2 separate regions of the Homo sapiens genome follow, and region 2 is linked to region 1. Evidence: chromatin contacts called from ENCODE Hi-C or POLR2A ChIA-PET data. All regions are on one chromosome and are shown on one strand. Each heading gives the region's core, a stretch centred on a gene start or an enhancer-like site at or near the end of the contact. The rest is flanking DNA. Distances are from core to core; before and after follow the strand shown. Region 1 overlaps TMEM245 (transmembrane protein 245). Region 2 overlaps CTNNAL1 (catenin alpha like 1).

Evidence for each region. A loop is a pair of places that touch in the nucleus more often than their neighbours do. ChIA-PET counts read pairs that join two places held with the same protein, here RNA polymerase II (POLR2A). Pooled maps may share reads with other maps.
Region 2: a loop to region 1 is called in a pooled map, with 2.2 times the contacts of the local background. The contact joins two enhancer-like sites. A Hi-C loop is called at or near these places in 1 of 50 pooled maps. POLR2A ChIA-PET finds 5 or more read pairs at or near these places in 2 of 52 experiments (PC-9 and endothelial cell of umbilical vein).

The regions. Positions count from the first base shown.
Region 1 is chr9:109,096,649-109,100,882 of GRCh38, forward strand. The region is part of intron 3 of TMEM245 (transmembrane protein 245); the gene reads right to left. Among named protein-coding and RNA genes, the nearest start is that of TMEM245, 21 kb to the right of the region's middle. Within about 2 kb of position 1,928, at least 15 of the 41 ENCODE cell types and tissues checked have a DNase peak (open chromatin) inside an H3K27ac peak, as active enhancers do.
Region 2 is chr9:108,971,830-108,976,063 of GRCh38, forward strand. CTNNAL1 (catenin alpha like 1) reads right to left here. Exons shown (of 19, transcript NM_003798.4): 9 at 846-1,004. Among named protein-coding and RNA genes, the nearest start is that of ABITRAM, 40 kb to the left of the region's middle. Within about 2 kb of position 2,267, at least 2 of the 41 ENCODE cell types and tissues checked have a DNase peak (open chromatin) inside an H3K27ac peak, as active enhancers do.

The sequences.
Region 1 (4,234 bases), core at 678-3,177:
CAGTACAGTAGAAAAAGGAAAAACAAAAACAAAGACCTTCAGGTCAAAAATTTTAAAAATTAAGAATTCTCTCTTACATAAGATTACAGACTAGTCAAGGGTCTTTAATTACTGAACTGGCCTCTTCAAAAGTAATTTAATTAAATGGTTACTCATCTTGAGACACTGTAAGAAAAGTAAGTCCCTTGATGGTTTTTGCAAAATAACAAGATCATTGGATAGCTCTTCAAATAATGGACTTTCAGTTCAGCTGCATTTTATCTTACATTTCTAAATGCCTACTAAGCATTCATTCACCAAATAGGCGACTAGGCTATATGCTGATATAAGAGACTAAGCCCCTGGTCTCAAATTCAGTCTGATACTTAAGAGCTAATGTAAAGTAAGTGTAAACTGTTAGGGAGCAGCGTGGAAATCAAATCCATGCAGGGAGGTCTGGGAAGGGTTTCCAAAGGAGCTGTCTGACAAGAATATTGAAAGATGCCATCCTTTAAATCCATTTTAACAAAAGTAAGCTAGATAAAGAAGACAGAACAGTTCTATCTTGGAGAGGAAGCTCCTGAGAGACTGGTGTCTTAGAGAGCAGGGGTAGAAAAGTGTTTCAGGAAGACAAAAAAACAAATATGAAGACACAAAGGCAAGAAAAAGCAGAGGTGCCCTCTTCAAAGAACTCTAGGAAGTTCAATAAGACCGGAAGATAGTGTGAATGAGAAGAGCAGAGTGGCGTAAGAATGCAGAGGGAGGTTGGGACCAGGGCATAGAAGGTCTCACATTTGCTATGAGGAAGCAGCACAATTCAGTGGCTGGAAGCACAGGTGAGGAAAGAAGACTCCCCAGGTTCAAATCCCAGGTCTATTCTTACTACTTAGATGGCTATAGGCAAGTTAGTTAACGTCGAGATGTCCCAGTCTCCTCATGTGTAAAAATGAGGCTTACATAAATTCGTATCTCATTTGAGAATGAAGTGAAATAATACATATAAAATGCTGGCTGGGCACAGTGGCTCACACCTGTAATCCCAGCACTTTGGGAGGCTAAGGCAGGTAGACCACCTGAGGCCAGGAGTTCCAGACCTGCCTGGCCAACATGGTGAAACCCCGTCTCTATTAAAAATACAAAAAAATTAGCCAGGTATGGTGGCGCATGCTTGTAATCCCAGCTACTTGGGAGGCTGAGGCAGAAGAATCACTTGAACCCGGGAGGCAGAGGCTTCAGTGAGCCAAGATGGCACCACTGCACTAGCCTGGGCGACAGAGAGAGATTCCGTCTTGAAAAATAAATAAATAAAGTTTAGAACAATGCTGGGTATGTAGGAAGTACTCAATAAATGTTAGCTATCATCATCATCAATATCAATCTGTTGGCTTCGACAGTATAAACTAGAAGCAGAAGCCACTAACCCTTCTGTAGTATTTCTTTGTACCTCTCCTCCCCTTTCTACTTTATAGTATAGCCATCTATCTTCCCTTAGTAGACATTTTTAGATCTCTCCACAGAGCTAAGCAAAATATCTTGTATCTGTAGAGTAGGCACTGAAAGATTCGAGAAAAAGCTAAACCCAATCAATTAAATCTTCAAAACTGTGGCTTAAGGAATAACTCTCCAACTTGCTAATGGCACTAAAATATGCAGTAAATATGCAGTAAAGCTTAGCTACATCAATGGAAACTGCACTATTTTTCTAGTTAATACACAAATGACTCAGCACATTTTTCGAGCACCTCAGACTTCACAAAAGCATGAAAGGAGTAGCACACAGAGAAAATAAACAAAGTATTTGAAAATTATGAATATAAGATTTGGCAAACTGCTTTTATCCAACAGATCTGTATTTTAATGACTTCTGTCTCAATGATACCCTTCAGCACCTCAAAAACCACAAGGAATTGGCCTGGAATCAGAGTCCAAAAAAAAAAACAAAAAACAACAGTCCAGGCAGGGAGATGATAAACTGAACAGAACAATGCCAGGACTGAGAATCTTGGCCAAGTTGTGGTATTAGAATGGTATTGTATTTAAAAGCCACAGCTAAAAATAGGCACATAAACAAGGGAACATAATCTTGGGACTCAAGGACTAAAGAAAAAAAAGGAAAGAACATCCAAGGTTTCAGGTATCAATCTACCCAGAGACAGGGCCAGCATTAAGCAGAAGCCAAATAACAGGGATCTACACAAATCCAAACAAGCATGCTACTGACATTAGCAGCCTAGCACCAGGGGGCAGAAACTCAGAGTCCGGCACACAAGAAAGAGACCACAGGTCAGACAGTGTCTGTTAATACAACAACTCAACGATGAGCAGACTAACTTTTTTAATAAGCATGGGTAAATATACTTTAAATCCAGTCTAAATAAGGAGATACTTCTTGATCCACTCCATTCTTTTTCACAGGGATAGCAGCAGTTACCAGAAATACATCCAAACATGCTTATTGGAAGCAGGCACCGCATACCAAATAACACCTCCCCAGCCTGCAAAGTTCCCTTTGAAGAAGGCTTCTGTTTCCATTACTAATGTGGAAAATACAACTCCCTCTCAATGGCTTCTAGTATCACGTCACAAGGGCCTGGAGATGGACCAGTAGACTTTTCTCTAGGCCTGTTTAACTTGCAGTATCAGAAGTGGGGACTGGGAGGGGAGCAGTAAAACATTTGGTTTGCTCCCTTTTTCCAATTTGGGCTTGACTGAACCAAACTTGTTCACTCATATCTCATGCTATCCCAAAACAAGTAAGGCAACTATCAGGATTCATCTCTGCAAAGACATTTCTAGTCATTTACAAACAATTACCAATGCCAGGAGGAACAGCACTCAGCTGTACTTGCTGGTACTTCTCAGGCTGGGTATCCAGGCTATTATAGATATATCTGATGATTGTTTCACTAACTTTTGAAGAAATTTCTTATACTCAGAGAAAATGGCTCTCTGAGCCTAAGTTTCTTCATTTGTAAAATAAGCATAACACCAATCTCACTAGACTGCTTAAAAAAAACTAAGAGTATTTTTAAAGAGTCTAACACAGCCTTACTTATAGGAGATAACAATGCTAGTGTACCTCTTTCCTCAGACGCCAAGGGAACATACTGAACGTGGATTCCAGGTGCTATGGTTTGAGTGTTTGTGCTCCAAAACTTATGTTAAATTTAATTGCCGTTACCACAGTATTAACAGGTGGGACCTTTAAGAGGTGATTAGGCCATCAGGGCTCAGCCCTCATGGGTAGGATTAATGTCATTATAAAAGGGTGAGTTCAGCCCCAGCCATCTCTTGCTCGCCCTTGTACCACGTGATGATACAGCAAGAAGATCCTCACCAGATGCCAGCACCTTGACATTGGCCTTCTCAGCCTCCAGAACTGTGAGCCAATAAATTTCTGTTCATTGTAAGTTTCCAAGTCTGTGTTACTCTGTCACAGCAGGACAAAACAGACTAAGCCATAAGGTTTCTACTAAGTAAGGTTTCTGGGATCTAGGAGGCAAGGAAGCTAGGTCATGTAGTTGTGTTAAGTCAACAGGACCAATATGGAAAACTGAAGGAGCTGACAACTACAACTGATGCAAGAAGGATGAGTACTCAATACTTTTTCAGGATGACTGACACTTACTCAAAGAGCCTGGGGAGGGGAAAGAACGCTGGGCTTAGGGTCAAGAACCTATGTTTATTTATTTATTATCATTATTATTACTTTTAAGACAGGGTCTCACCTCTGTAGCCCAGGCTGGAGTACAGTGGCATGATTACTACTCACTGCAGCCTTGACCTCCTGGGCTCAAACAATCCTCCATCTTCAACCCTCCCAGTAGCTGGGACTATAGATGCACACTACCACACCCAGCTAATTTTTATTTTATTTTATTTTTATGTATTTATTTATTTTCTGTAGAGACAGGGTCTCACTATCTTGACCAGGCAAGGTTAGTCTTGAACTCCTGGGCTCAAGCAATCCTCCCGCCTTGGCCTCATAAAATGCTGGAATTATAGCATGAGCCATTATGCCTGGCCAAGGACCTAAGTTTAAATCTTAGCTCCACTAGTCACCTGTGTGACTGCAGGCTAGTCAGTTAATCTCTAGAAGTATCTTCATCTGTAAATGAAGATACCATCTATCTTACAAAGATTTATTTGTTTGAGTTCTGTTTTGTTTGCTTGTGGATTTAAAAAGATAGCACATTTAAAAGCACTTGAAAGTTCTTGGCTCATGACAGGCACTTAAATATTTTTCCCTTATTAT
Region 2 (4,234 bases), core at 1,017-3,516, 120 kb before region 1:
CCTAACTGGAATTATAACACAAGTATCAGGTGAAGCATCAGTAACTCATAATTAAGATTTGGAATCATGTGCCAGATGTCTTCTCATTGTCCCTCCTTAACTGCTCTCCTCCCTTCTCACATCTGCCTTTTGCCCTGGGAGACTGACTTATATTGTCTACACCTATGTTTGGATTATTAGGATTATCCTAATGGGATATCCAATGGGAAGCCCCATCCACAGATGAGCAGGACTGAGGAGAGAATGGGCCTTGACTCCCATGCTCCTCCCGGGAGGGTCACCTTGGGCTGTCTCTGGGCCTAGTCCTAAAATCACAAACCTCTCAAGGCAGTTCTCTGAAAGGCTTCCCCATTCCACATTCCCCTGCTGATGTGGGCCTGGGGTGGTACCAGCCTTGCTACCACTCGCCCCAATTACTGCTCTCTCATGTATGGTTTCCCCCATGCCCTGTCTATGCAATTGTAAACAGCTTCTTTATTAAACTCTCTTCAAATTGTCCTAATTTGAGTGTGTCATCTCCTCCCTGCTGAGACCCTGACAGATTCAAACAGAAACAAGGTCATACGACGTACCTCCATGGCTCTACTCCAAGGTCTAACTTCTCTGAGAGGATAAGGAAAAGAAGATTAAGAAGTTCATTTGTGGGTCTTAGCATTTTTTTTGTTTTGTTTTAGAGGCCAGACTGTTGCAGGAACAGAACAGATACATGGTATGCTTTTAAGATGCCAAAGGAGAGAGAAAATGCTCAGATAAATTAACCCAAAACTGTATTTGTGTTAACATTCCCACATAGTTTAATAAAGCCATTATTAAACTACAATTTCTTTAGCACCTTGTTTACTCACCTCAACAAGCTGCTCTTTCTGTTCAGAGAGTTTACAGGCATATTCAGCCAAAGCTTCTAAATTTCCTTCTACTCCAGTAAGTTTTAATGCTTTTAGAACCACATGATCAGCATGGTATTTTAATAGATCTGCTGCCAGCTGTGTCGCTGTACTATGAAGCTGCAGATGTGTGTGTGGGTGGGGGGGTGGGAGGGTGGAGAAGGAGAAGGGTGATGAAGGAAAGAAAACAAACAATAACATTTTGTGACCAAGCACCACATCAGCACTTTAAAAACTATTAATAAAGAGAAGCCGCAAAGCAGTTCCATGGGTTCCACTGAGGGGAGGGTGTAAAGTTCCCTGTGTAACAGTAGGAGTTGTGTAGCACTGGTGAGCTTACAGTTTCTCTCAAGGGCAGGAGTGATATCTAATTCATCCTTTAACCCCCTGGTGCCAGTGGTAATGCTGTTTCTAGAAGATGAACTGGGTATTCAATGGCTGAATACCCTTGTCCCTTTTTCATTCTGTTATCAACCAGCTCTTTCCCATGTAGCTTTTCCCTTAGGTGAAAAATGCTTCTGCTAATCTTAAAGTTGGTGAGGAATGAAACAGTATTAAGAGTATTAAGAGTGCAATATTTAGAGTACTAAGAAAATTGGCACTTTGTGATCATTAATAAGTTCTTTAGCATACTTTTGAAAAAGTACCAATGTGAGATTCAATAAATTTAATAAATTTTATTAAATACCTATATCATGGCAAGCACTGTAGCACTGTACTAGAGGCTGGGCATACATGACAAGTAGGACACAACCCCTGCCCTCAGGGAGGTTAGAATCTGTCTATAGTTGCCATCCAGATCTTGTACTCTCTGCCTCTATGAACAAATTGGGTCCCAGGAGAAACAATAGATTAAAGGGTAACACGAACCCCATGGTTTTATTGACTTTGTGTGGAATGCCTGGCTCACTCTTACTGGATATCTTTGGACACTATTAACTCCAAAATCTTTTCTTCTTATCTTGCCTTTTTTTTTTTTTTTAATGATGTGACAGGTTATTTTGGGGTTGTCCAGAAATAGATCATTTTTAATAACATTGTTCTCAGAAAAATCTGACTTTGAATTAAATCTATTTGAATGAAGTGATTTCTTTTTTCCTGGAAGTAATCCAATCTCAATTCAAATTAGAGGATTGTCTCCAAAATTAACAATAGGATACCCTCTGCATTCATGCAACTAAGTGAGAATAATTACAGTTAGAAACAAAGAAACTAAAATTCACTTTCCGTGGAAACTAAATGCCACATAAGAACTTAAAAAGATTTTGTTTCACCAGCAGGACCTTAGAGAATATCTAATGCCAGTCATTTATTTTACAGACTACGAAACAGCTCCACAGAGACTGTGTCTTGCCAAGGTCATGTAACTCTTGTCACGTGTAAGAGAGGGAGGCAGGACAAACGCAAAGTTCCTGCTCTATGCAACGTCCTGACAGCAGCCTTATATACATTATCTCCCTTAATCCTTACAAGAATTCTATGAGGTTGACATGGATATACCCATATAAGAGGTAATGAAAATGAAGCCTGTGGAAAGCCACTCAGTTTATCACAAGGAGATCATCTTCTACTGACAGTCAGGATTTTAACAATACTTTGGTTAAAACTGAATAGTCTGGAATGAAATGGGTAGGCTTTTTTCTTTCTTTTTTGTTTTGTTTTGTTTTTTTCCTTGTGTCAAGGGCAGCAGGCTTTTTATAAAGCATAGAAAACCATGTCTTTCTATGTTTAACAGGATGTTTAAATGGAGATTTCAATAGACATATCAGTGCCAAGTAAGATGTGAAACAGATCACCACGTATAAAATTTATATAAGAAACATCCAAAAACCAATTTCAGCCAGGCATGATGGCTTACACCTGTAATCCCAGCCCTTTCGGAGGCCAAGGCAGAAACACTGCTTGAGCCCAGGAGTTCAAGACCAGCCTGAGCTTATAATAGTGAGACCCTATCTCTACAAAAAATTAGCCAGACATGGTGGCATGCACCTGTGGCCCAGCTACATGGGAGGATGAGGCAGGAGGATCACTTGAGACCAGAAGGTCAAGGCTGCAGTGAGCCATGTTCACACCATTGTCTGGGCAAGAAAGTGAGACCCCATCTCAAAAATAAGAAAATTTTTTTAAAATTCTAATTTCATTGTCTTGAGCCCTTGACCGTCTTCAAGAATATAAAGGAATTAAGCCTGGGTGCAGTGGCTCACTTTGGGAGGCCAGGGCAGGTGGATCGTTTGAGGTCAGGAGTTTGAGACCAGCCTGGCCAACATGGTGAAACCCCATCTCTACTAAAAATACAAAAATTAGCTGGGCGTGGTGGCGTGCATCTGTAATCCCAGCTACTCGGGAGGCTGAGGCATGAGAATCGCTTGAACCCCTGAGGTAGAGGTGGCAGTGAGCCAAGATCACGCCACTGCACTCCAGCTTGGGCAACAGAGTGAGACTCTATCTCAAAAAAATAAATAAATAAAAATAAAAGAATTAAGAAAGCACAGCTAAGGGAAATGAGAGGTCTGTGTGAGGAGGGTCTGTCTGGAGAGCTGCTGGGTGCCCACTGTGACTCCCTCCTCCAGGCATGCCTCAAAGCGCAGGGAGCAACAGGATAAAGGGGTTGAGGGGCAGGGGTGGGGGTAGGGGGGGCAACAGGAAAGCCTCTGAAGAACCACTAAGGTATCCATGAGAGTGAGAGTCCACTGTAAATGTCTACCAAGCCCAAAGCCATTTGATAAGGGTGCTGGTCACTAAAAACCTTCTGCCTCTCAACTTTCTCTCTTCTCTCTCTATGCCACAACCTGACAAAAATCAACAACAGCTACGTAACGGAGGGTGAGGAAAGTGAAAAAGGGAGAAGAGACCACATCTTCCCAGCTCTATCTAGTTGGAGCTGGGAAAACAGGGAACAGGGGAGAAGCTCTACAACTAAATGAAGATTTAAATAATGATTAACATTCTAATTTTCAACTGAGATTATGTTTTGTGACTTAAAGCAGGAATTGGTAAACTTTTTCTGTGAAGGGCCAGAGAGTAAATATTTTAGGCCCTATTGTGACTATCCAACTCTGCTGTTGTAGTGAGAAAACAGTAGACAGTAGGTCCACAGATGGGCAGCATTGTGTCCCCATACACTCTACTGACGAAAACGGTCCAGTTGTAGTTTGTGAACACCTGACTTAAAGTGACCATAGGACTTTCAATAACCTGAGAGTGGCCAACTAAGTCATGAGATGACCAATTTTTTATTCAGGGAACAGGGAAACCCTCTCAACCAAAGGAATATCTTTTAAAATTTATTTCAGTGAGATAGAATTGATATAAAACAAAATGTACCCATTTTAAAGATACTGTTCAGTGAG